Regions from separate parts of the Homo sapiens genome. Here region 2 is linked to region 1. The links are chromatin contacts, found by Hi-C in ENCODE. All regions are on one chromosome and are shown on one strand. Each heading gives the region's core, a stretch centred on a gene start or an enhancer-like site at or near the end of the contact. The rest is flanking DNA. Distances are from core to core; before and after follow the strand shown. Region 1 holds the start of KRTCAP2 (keratinocyte associated protein 2). Region 2 holds the start of GON4L (gon-4 like).

The links. A loop is a pair of places that touch in the nucleus more often than their neighbours do. Pooled maps may share reads with other maps.
Region 2: a pooled map shows a loop between it and region 1 (8-fold over the local background). The contact joins the promoter of GON4L here to the promoter of KRTCAP2 in region 1. A Hi-C loop is called at or near these places in 2 of 37 single-sample maps with no recorded cell type and 7 of 50 pooled maps.

What each region holds. Positions count from the first base shown.
Region 1 is chr1:155,170,291-155,175,692 of GRCh38, reverse strand. KRTCAP2 (keratinocyte associated protein 2) reads left to right here and starts at 2,389. Exons shown (of 5, transcript NM_173852.4): 1 at 2,389-2,472; 2 at 2,801-2,955; 3 at 3,065-3,128. The coding sequence starts at 2,469. TRIM46 (tripartite motif containing 46) reads right to left here and starts at 1,844. Exons shown (of 10, transcript NM_025058.5): 1 at 1,664-1,844; 2 at 46-307. The coding sequence starts at 1,726. RefSeq lists silencers at 1,306-1,600, 1,770-1,859 and enhancers at 1,609-2,117, 2,190-2,239, 2,440-2,539, 2,118-2,626, 2,730-3,009.
Region 2 is chr1:155,855,964-155,861,365 of GRCh38, reverse strand. GON4L (gon-4 like) reads left to right here and starts at 4,152. Exons shown (of 32, transcript NM_001282860.2): 1 at 4,152-4,219. It overlaps SYT11 (synaptotagmin 11), which reads right to left and starts at 1,799. Exons shown (of 4, transcript NM_152280.5): 1 at 1,571-1,799. The coding sequence starts at 1,604. RefSeq lists enhancers at 1,559-1,658, 1,849-1,958, 3,199-3,786, 4,073-4,272.

The DNA.
Region 1 (5,402 bases), core at 1,140-3,639:
AATAGCTCAGCGTTCCCATCCCCACCCTACAGGCCCCAGTCCCACCTGACTTAAGCAGCCGGTCCAGGCGGTCTGGCTTGGGGAGAGTTCTGCGGGAGAGGCGGGGGCTGCGGGTGGAAGGGGTGGAGGCAGGAGAGGTGGGCTCGGAGCTGGGGTCCCCACCATGTCCTATGTAGCCCTGCTGGCCCAAGACCTCTCGGGCACAGGCCTGGCACACGTTGTGGGTACAGGGCAGCACCAGTGGCTGCTTGTACATCTCTTGACACACTGGGCACAGCAGTTCCTTCTCCATGTTCTTCATGCTGGTCTGTGGAGGGACCAGGAGGCTAGGTCAGCGCTTGGACACTTAGGCATACCTCAGCAGCCCCTTGGCTGCCCTTGGATACCCTAGGGGTCTGAGGAAGGAGCAAGACAAGCTACCTGCAGCTTTTCCAGAGCACCTGCCTTGGGCTGGTTCACAGACCTTCCCAGACCTCTGTCCCTTGCTTCTCTTTCCCCGCTGCAGAGCTAAAGGCCCAGAGGAGGGACGGTTGGAGCTTGTGCCTGCTCCAGCCTCAAGCCCAATCCCCATTTCTCCAGCTGCAGTAGCCCCAGCTGGCAGCCCCCTCACCTGCCTCCATCCCCCATCTCTGGGCAGCTTGCCCCTGGCATTTTTCTCAAGGACACCGCCCATTCTGCAGCTCCATGCAGACCCCCACTCCCTTCTCTAGCAGCACCCCCATGCCGTGATTCCTCCCGATAGCCAGGCGAGGTTGGCACTCCATCCTGCTCGCTCCATACGTCCTCCTGCCGCAGCTCCGGCCTGCGGCCACTCCAGCCTCCATTCCCCATCCTTCACTTCCCCATCGGTCTTACCAACCCATTCCCCTTCGCCCCCATCAGGCCCTCCCGCCCTCTCCCGCAGCGCAACCCGGTCAGCGGCACCCCCTTCTCCGAACTAGCGGGGGAATCAAGAGCCCCGCCTACTCGCCCCCTCCCCACCGGAAGTCCCCTCCCCCTCTTGGTGGCGAGAGTGGGGGTCCTCAGGCTATGCCCCACCCCCACACCTCACCTTGGTCCCTCTCTTCGCAGCCATCCCGGTCAGGGGCGCAGCTGACACAAAGGAGGGAGGAACAAGGAGGGGGGGAGGAAGTGGTGGGGGGGAACACGGTTGGCACCGCCCCTGGGAGAGCCAGGCACGGGTTGCCATGACAACCGCAGGCTCGGAAGCAGCCCTGAGTGGGGGTGCGTGGGGTGGGGTCTTGGGGAGGGGTCCAAATTGGGAACTGCACTGTGGGGCGGCTCCTACATCATCCCCCACCTGTCCTCAGTTTTCTTGGAAAATATCCAAGCTCACACGTCCCTCTTCTCATAACAGGGCCTTTCCCCTGAAGCCCCAGCCCCGGTGCACTGCTGGAGGCCACCCCAGCCCACCCGCTGCGTCTGGGCTGCTCCTAGCTCCTCCTCACGCTCCAGCACACCGACGCCTTCACGGCACTCACCTCCGGGCTGCTCCCGGGATTACCCTCTCATACCTGCATCCCGACCCTCCCAGCCGTTTCTGCCATCGCTAGCCCCCTGTCTACATCCCAGCATCTTCCTGGATCCCCACCTGTTCCAGGTCCCAGCTTGCCCCAGAACCCTATACGCCCCCTCCCCTTCCCTCGACCCCACCTTAACTCACACTGATGCGGACCAGTGCGTCCATGATGGAAGTGAAGGTCTGCATATCCTCACCCTCTGCCATGGCCCTACCGTGCCCGCCCGCCCCTGGGTGCCCGATCCCGGCTGCGGCTGCGAACCCCGGGCTTAATGCAGGAGCCCAGTGGGGGTGTGAGGAGGGCTGGGGGTTGAGGTGTCACTGCGCATGCTCCCGGGACCAGCCTCGAACAGCGCCCGTCGGGGTAGGGGGTGGGAAATAGTTCTCCCCACGTGGTTCTCGAAAGCCGGTCGGGGGGTTGGGGAATATGGAAAGGTATTTGACGGGGGAGCCATTTCTTACATTCTCATTTTTCATTGGCTCCTAATTTTACTCATATAAAGCGGGGGATTAGTTTCGGAGGAAAATGAGTTCCTGGTTGGGAGCACTAAATTTTAGGTTGGGAGATGTTGAGGCATGGGGCAGGGAGGTTTGAGGAACGTGCACTAGAGATGAAAGAAATGGCAAAGAAGACAGAGATGGGATAGATGCCACAGGCATGGGCCCAATGACTTAAAGAGATAAGTGCACCTTGTACAGAGTGGCAGCAGACGCACCAGGTACGAGGAAAGCCTGAGGACCAGGGCGGTGGCCGAGGATGCCCCCTCGACGCATTATTTCCTCCCTGTCGCAAGAGGGCGCTGCGTCCAGGCACTGAGAGGAAGAAAGAGGAGAACGCGAGGAGTAGCAAGTCCGCGGTAAGCGCTGACGCATGCGCATAGCTAACCGCACCCGGTTCAGCTCGCCTTTCTTGGCCAGAGGCGCCGGTTGGACTCACGGGCGGGGCATGATGGGTAACAGGACCGGTGGGGTCCCCAGGAAGTCCTAGAGGGGGTCGGGGTTTGGGTGGACAAGCTTTCCTCGTCCTCTCCCGACAGAGCTGACGTGTCCTGGGTTCCACCGGGAGCGGGCATTTCCACCGGACGGGAGGGTTCGGGGTGTCCGGGGCTGGGGAATACGTAGGGGTTGCCGCGCGGTGTGGGGAGTTGGGGCGTGTGGCTGCAGTCCCGGGAGTTCTTGGAGGGGGTCGGCCCACCGAGCTTCCGGACCGGCTGATCTGCCCGTAGCTTGCCGGAGGGAGGGCGGAGCCTGACTCTCCGTCCCTTCTCCCATCCCCTCCAGTGGTGGGTACGGGCACCTCGCTGGCGCTCTCCTCCCTCCTGTCCCTGCTGCTCTTTGCTGGGATGCAGATGTACAGCCGTCAGCTGGCCTCCACCGAGTGGCTCACCATCCAGGGCGGCCTGCTTGGTTCGGGTCTCTTCGTGTTCTCGCTCACTGTATCCTCCCTGCAGTTGGAGGGGGCGGGCCACGTAGGCATGTGCCCTTCCCCTTCCCCACACAGCTCTGTCCCCGTTGCACACCCTACTCCTTAACTCCCTCAACCAGGCCTTCAATAATCTGGAGAATCTTGTCTTTGGCAAAGGATTCCAAGCAAAGATCTTCCCTGAGAGTAAGTGAATATTGGAGCTTGAGTATTTGAACTTTCTCCTCTTTAACCTCCTGAAACATGATATTGAATTTCCAGATGCTTAGGTGAAAGGTTGTTAAGGAGAAATATATTTACTGAAGCTGTCTGAAGACAGATGACGCTTTTCGATTCTGCACCTTGTATAGCTCCTGGAGTTGGAGCTGGAAGAGAAGGCCTTTGAAAGCAAGAAACTTTGGTACCTTCTGGCCAGCTCCCAGGGAAGGTTTGAGGGGAACAGGCAAATTTGGGCTGATGTTTTGCATCTATTCGCTGGGAGGCGGTCCTTGTTCCCACCAGAAGAAGCAGCAGGACCAAGTTCACTATGGAGTTCTGATGTGAAGTTAACTCAATATTAGAGAATTCTACTTATTTGAGGGAATTGTGAAGAGCCTAAATACTAGAGGCACCAAATATCTATGGCAGCAGGAATCCTGACCAAATCAGAATAACTGTTAGATTATTTCCTGTTTGGAATAATTCTTGTTCAATTGCTCATGTAATCAAGAATTGATGATTCAGTTATTTATGGAGAATTAAGTTTATAAAGCAAATTAAGTGTCAAGGCCAGATTACTTAAGGAATGCCACGTGCTCAGAAATTCACAGCAGATGCAATCTCATGTAAAACCCTCATGTGGTAAAACAAAGATCTATCATGGTTGCCCTTAATCTTTTCTCTTTTTTTTTTTTTTTTTTTTTTGAGACAAGGCTTTACTCTGTCGCCTAGGCTGGAGTGCAGGGATGTGATCACTGAAGCCTTGACCTGGTCTCAAGCAATCTTCCCTCCTCAGTCTTACCAGTAGCTGGGACTACCAGTGAGTGCCACCACACCCAGCTACTGTTTTAAGTTTTTGTAGAGATGGGGTTTCACCACATTGCCCAGGCTGGTCTCGAACTCCTGGGCTCAAGTGATCCTCCTATTTCAGCCTCCCAGAGTGCTGGAATTACAGGTGTGAGCCACTGTGCCTGGCTGCCCTCATTTCTTTGCCCCCCTCTAGGACTTGCTTTCTCCGCATAGCCCTTTTGCAGGCTTCAGAGTTCTTTCCATCCAGTAGCCCCGGGACTTCTCTCTGTTAGGTTTTGTTTCCATATGTATTACCTTCACTTGCTTCTTTTTTTTTTTTTTTTTGAGATGGAGTCTCGCTCTGTCACCCATGCTGGAGTACAGTGGTGTGAACCCAGCTCACTGGAGCCTCTGCCTCCCAGGTTCAAGCGATTCTCCTGCCTCAGCCTCCCGAGTAGCTGGGATTACATGCGTGCGCCACCATAACTGGCTAATTTTTGTATTTTTGGTAGAGATAGGATTTCACCATGTTGGTTAGGCTGGTCTTGAACTCCTGACCTTAAGTGATCCACCCGTCTTGGCCTCCCAGAGTGCTGGGATTACAGGGGTGAGCCACTGTGCCTGGCTTTTCAGTTGCTTCTGAAAGAAACCATTGGCTGGGTGGGATGGCACACGCCTGTAATCCTAGCACTTTGGGAGGTGTAGGCTGGCAGATAGCTTGGGCCCAGGAATTCAAGACCAGCTTGGGCAACATAGAGAGACCCTGTCTCTCCAAAAAAATACAAAAATTAGCCGGGCATGGTGGTACGCACCTATAGTCCCAGGTACTCGGGAAGCTGAGGTGGGATGATCGCTTGAGCCCAGGAGATCAAGGCTGCAGTGAGCTGAAACTGCACCACTGCACTCCAGCCTGGGCGACAGAGTGAGATTCTGCCTCAAAAATAAAAAAAAATAATAAAAAAAGAAAAGATGCCATTGTGGTGGGGCAAAGTTCTTGGCCCACTTTGCCTTCTCTGCCCTCTCCACCTGGGCAGGTGGGGCCCTGTTTGTCTTTGCTTTTGTCCTCTCACCTTCTCTCCCATCATATTCCAGGTAACCTAAAATCCTTTCCTGCCCCCATGAAGAAGTAGATCCAAGCACTCTGCCCTCCAACCTGTGTCCAGGGAGCAAGGCCTTCAACTTCCACCACTGGTCACCCAGCTTAATGAATTGACTCTCATTGTCTGGCTTCTTTTGGAAAGGGTTTAACTGGGTTCCCCAAATGGGAACACACCTTGCCCTTCAGACTCTGTTGTCCATCACCTTTCCTTTTTCCTTTTATGGGAGGAAAGCCAGGGTAGGGAAGTTATGTGAGATATGGGGCAGAGCTGGTAAAAAAAAGCATACATCTACATCCATGTTCTTTTTTTTTTTTTTTTTTTTTGGAGACGGGGTCTCACTCTGTTGCCCAGGCTGGAGTGCAGTGGTGCGATC
Region 2 (5,402 bases), core at 2,903-5,402, 680 kb before region 1:
AGAGAAAGGAATCTGTTGGAAGGGAATAAGAAGAAAAAGAACAGGAAGAAATCATGGATTGCTCATGTGATCATGAAAGGGACTTTTGTTTTGGAAACTTAGAACTCAAAGAATAAAGATGCGGAAGGTGAAGTGGAAGAAAAAATACCATCAAGATTTAGCCTTGTGGAATAAGTGAGAACAAGTAGTTAATGAGTGTGAAGATCAGTTATCTGAACACATCTGATTTGATTTCTTCTTCCTTATTCTGAGGGGATAGAGCACACTGGATTCTGCTCATTTCACTGTACCTCTTATTCAGGAATGAGAAAAGCCATTTCCTAGCTGGATTGTGTCTCCACCCTAAAAACTGGAGTCCCGATGCTCAAACCTACTGGATTGTCTGAGGGATAGAATCCCTGAAGGAATAAGAAGGTTCTTTGGCAGCAACTCTCACTGGCTTCCCCCATCTAAACTGAATCAAGGAGAAGCAGGGCAATTATATTTTATTTATTTGATCAGGAAAGCATAACACAGGAAGTTTGCTCCTTTAGCATATACTGCAGGAGTCCCCAAAGAGGAAAAAACTTCCTTCTCAAGCTTGTCTTTGCCACCTTCTTCCCTATTTTCCACTCCACTTTCTGCTCCAGAGAGTGTAAAACTAATCTTGGAGCCCACAGGGCTGGGTCGGGGACCAGCCGCTCTGAAATGACGTAATGCTTTCTGCGGTACACAAAGCGGCCTCCCCCGGGCTGGGCCTCTTTCGCCCCTCCCCCTCCGGCCTGGATCGCGCCCCCGCCAGCATCAACGCTGGTCAGTCCCCCTTTTTGAAAAGGCGGCCCAGGGAAACAGGGAACAAAGGCCCCGGAAGGAGAGCGTCGGCGCTGCCAGGAGGCCCAGAAATAGACATCACGTCATCCCCCAGCCCAGCAGCGCCAAGCGCCATTTGGTAGCATCGGAGGGACCCCACCATTACGATGCGGAATGGAGCTTGCAGGGCTCACGTTTCCTCCTAGCCCCAGCATCCAGCTGACCGGCTTAAGGAGTGGCTTCCTTTTTGCTCCCCACCCCGCACCCCTCTTTCCCCAGAGGCCGCCGCCTCCCCTGGCTGCCAGCCACACGGCCCACAGTCTCCAAGCTGCCATCTTGATGCCCCATCCCCCTTGTCACTTCCCTCCCCCGCAGCCCTTAGGAATGGGAGGGGGAGGAAGGGGCACCGCCCTGTGTGCCCCAAGGGGGAGGGCTTGGCCTACCCCACCTCTCCTCCCCCAGAAGGAGGGGTTCACATCCTCCGCACGCTTGCTGTTTCTCACCTCCAGCAGTGCTGACAGTGCACCATACAAGGTTTTAGCATCCTGGACTTCCCCACCCTCGGTGTGGCTCAGGCCCTGCCAGTCCCTGCAGCCCATAGCTCAAGTTCATGCACTGTCAACTGCCCACTACCCACTACCCACCACCACAGGCCCGATTTTAGTGGGGCTGGCATTTTGAAGGCTCTGGTCTGGGCTGCATTCTCTGCCCTGCCGCTGGGCCCCCTTGGCCTTGCAACCATTCTGACCACCTCAAGCTTAGTTTTCCCGAGTCTACTTACCAAAGCTAGGTCGGATATTGGTGATCTCAGCCATGTCGTAATCAGAGGCTGTTGCTATAACGTTTTTGCAATGGTGAGACAGCTCTGGGAACCCTCGGTCAGTACCGAGGCAGCAGCTGTAGAGCTCTAGGTCAGGGAAGGGGGAAGGTATCCAGCGGACGCCTCCTGCGACGGTCCGGCCCCTAGTTGTCAGCTGCGCTCAGCTCTTAAGATGCTCCGGGGATGCGCTGAGCTAAGGATGCAGGTGCAGTCAGACTGGTCCTGATGAGAGGTAGGCTCCGCCTTCTTCCGAATGGTCCTCGGAAGAAGACTCCGCCTCTTCCGAATGGTCCTCGGAAGAAGACTCCGCCTCTTCCGAAAGATTACGGAAGTCAGCCCTCGCCCCCTTCAGGAAGCTCTCCCGGAGGGGACTCCTCCCACCGCCGAGTTTTCCCGAGAATGAGGCCGCGCCCACTGACGCGCTGTGGTTCCAAAACGAGAAAGTACTGAAGGGTAAGAAGCATAGGTAGATTATTATATGAAATCCTCTGATTTCAGTTTTCTGGGCTTTAATACAGCAGCAAAATGTTCTCGGTCCTGAGTTCCAGAATTTTGGGAAAATAAAATTCTGTACTGCCTGGATTTCAGTATCGACTGCCATCATTATGCATTTCTGAGACCGCTAAAGGTTATTACAGAACTTTTTTTTTTGGCTTATATTTCACAGTGGATGGAAACTGTCTTAAACCTCAGAAACTCTGATGAAAGACCAAACCTGGGGATGGTTGCACAACTCTGAACATTTACTAATTTTAAAAAAACAGCCGGGCACGGTGGCTCATGCCTGTAATCCCAAACCTTTGGGAGGCCAAGGCGGGCAGATCACTTGAGGTCAGGAGTTCGAGACCAGCCTGGCCAGCATGGTGAAACCCCCATCTCTACTAAAAATACAAAGATTAGCCGGGCGTGGTGGCACACGCTACTTGGGAGGCTGAGACACGAGGATCGCTTGAGCCCAGGAGGTGGAGGTTGCAGTGAACCGAGATCGCGCCACTGCACTCCAGCCTGGGCAACAGAACAAGACTCCGTCTGAAAAAAAAAAAAAAAAAAAAATTTGGTTGTACACGTAAAACAGATGGATATTGTGGTATGCAAAGCTGTTTAAAAAAAAAAAAAAAAACAACTAATGAAAAGTGCCAAAGTTAATCAGTGTTGAATTTTTTTCATGAACCTCAAGTGCTTAGGGTTTCGTATGAGAGAGGCCAAACCGAAAGATCTGTGTATTCTGTAGGTCAAAGAACAACACACATGAAACTCCGAGCTTCTGGAGTCTTCCTTGGTATTTGGGAGAGTTGGTGTGATTCAGGTTAGTCAGACTACTGCCATGTTTGCATAAATTTCAACCTTCATTTTGGCTGTGGATAATTTCATCCGTTGGATTCTGTTTACAGATAGGATTAGTTCAAATGTATAAATTTGTGTTGGTGGTTTACCTGTAAAATGAGGGGGTTGAAAGTATTTTTCCACCTTTTGACATTCTGTTTTTTATTATTTTTTTAATCTCCGTGGATTCCAGACATTGTTTTTCTAGAAAAGTGGAAATAACATCATTTTAGAAGTCATTCATTCATTCGCTCATTCAAAAAGCACGTATTGAATTATTGAACATCTGTTACACCCCAGGCAGCCTCCTGGACACTGGGTCAATGCATTATTAGCTAGAGTTAGGAGACTTAATACCTGATTCTCCTTGATAGCTGTCTGTGTACCGTTGTGAAATCACCTACTCAGATGAGCCAGAACTTTGTCCTGTGCAAACTGGAATATGATATAATAATCTTACAGTCTATTGTGGAGACCAAGTCACCTAAGAAAATGTGAGAGCATTTTGTAAAATGCAGAATATTGTACATATATGAATAATTACTATAGCCTGAGTCCAAGAGTGCCTTAGTTTTAATCAGGAGCCTGCACTATTTGTAATTTAGAGACTTCTTTTTCTGGCATTTTATGACTTCTTCAGTCCCTTGGTCCTGTGTTCCAGGTGACTCGTAGTGAGAAAAATTAGTTGTTAATCTTTTTTTTTTTTTGATACAGAGTCTCACTGTCGCTCAGGTTGGAGTGCAGTGGCACGATGCCGGCTCACTGCCACCTCCGTCTCCCGGGTTCAAGCGATTCTCCTGCCTCAGCCTCCGGAGTAGCTGGGATTACAGGCGTGCGCCACCACGCCCAGCTAATTTTGTATATTTAGTAGAGACGGGGTTTCACCATGTTAGCCAGGGTGATCTCGAACTCCCGACCTCAGGTAATCCGCCCGCCTCCGTCTCCCAAGGTGCCGGGATTACAGGCGTGAGCCACCGCGCCTGGCCCCCAAATTAGCTGTTAATCTAAACCACTGAATCTTAACCTCAGTTTTGAGTAGGATAACTCCATGGGCAGAGAAAGCTAAGTAGTGCCTTTAAATTTTTTTGCCAATAACTGACGCACTAACGTTGTGGCTTCACTCTGCCCTAAAATGGGATGGCGCATAGTGTTAGGCGCATGCTCCTTGATGCACTGCGGCGCGGCGCTCCGAGGCTCGGGGACGCGCACGCAATTCGCTGTTGTTGGCTGACTTCCGGTGGTGCCAAAGCCGTTTCCGTGGAATCAGGCCGGCTGGTGAGGGTACAGGTTTGTGTGTGGTGGGGTGGGAAGAGGCAGGTGGGAGCTGGGACACCTGGACGAACGATGTCCAGGTTGAGAAGGTCGGGTCTGAGGGTGGGCGCTGGGTGCGTGGCGGAAGTTAAGGGCGTGAAGTCCAGTGTCTAGTTGGGAATGGGGACTGGAGCCAGCCCTGGGCACCGAGGTGGAAGCGCGGTTAGGACCCCTTTTGAAAATGTTTTCCTAGGAGAGGGCCGTGCCGGGGCTGCCTCCACATTGGCATTCATTCACCCTGCTGGTCCGACTTGGGTTCCCAAAAAAGTGGATTCTGTCGAGCTACTGCTGTGTTTGAGGTGCCTGGAGCTGAAGTAGCTGTCTTTCTTTCCTTCTTTTTCTTTCTTTCTTTTTCTTTTTTTCCCCTTTTTTTGATCTCAGTAATTATCTGTGAAATAAAAGAGCTGCCCTGGCTACTCCCATTCTATTTCTTATAAGGTCACCACCATCTCTCACAGGAATCAACGAAATCTTCATGTTTTATTGAGCTTTAGTTACTGAGTTTTAATTACATCAGTTGATTGAGGGGATGGAGAATCTCCCCTAATGTCTTGGAGAAACAGAAGGGAGGTTTAAAACTAACTGTAGGTCGGGCGCGGTGGCTCACGCCTCTAATCCTAGCACTTTGGGAGGCTGGGGCGGGAGGATCGCTTGAGGCCAGGAGTTTGAGACCAGCCTGGGTAACAAATCGAGACCCCGTCTCTACAAAAAAAAAAAAAGAAAAAAAGTCGTTGAGGGTGGTGGCAAGTGCCTTGTAGTCCTAGCTACTCGGGAGGCCGAGGCCAGAGGGTCACTGGAGCCCAGGAGTCTGAGGCTGCAGTGAACTAGGATCTTGCCACTGCACTCCGGTCTGGGCAACAGAGCGAGACCTTGTCTCTGGAAAGAAAGAGAGAGAGAGAGAAAGAAAGAAAAGAAGAAAGAGAAATCTAACCTTAGACGCTTAGAGTTACAAATAACTTTTATTTTTCAGTTCTCTAGTTCAGGCTTTCATCTAGTACTCTGATAAGTGGACATTCAGGCTTCGCTTGAACATTGCCAGTGATCTAACACAAGGCGGCTTATTCTATTATTGGATCTATTTATGACAGTAAAGTTTTCCTGGGTAATAAGATGCCTTTTTTTTTTTTTTTTTTTTTTTTTTTTGACAGAGTCTCCCTCT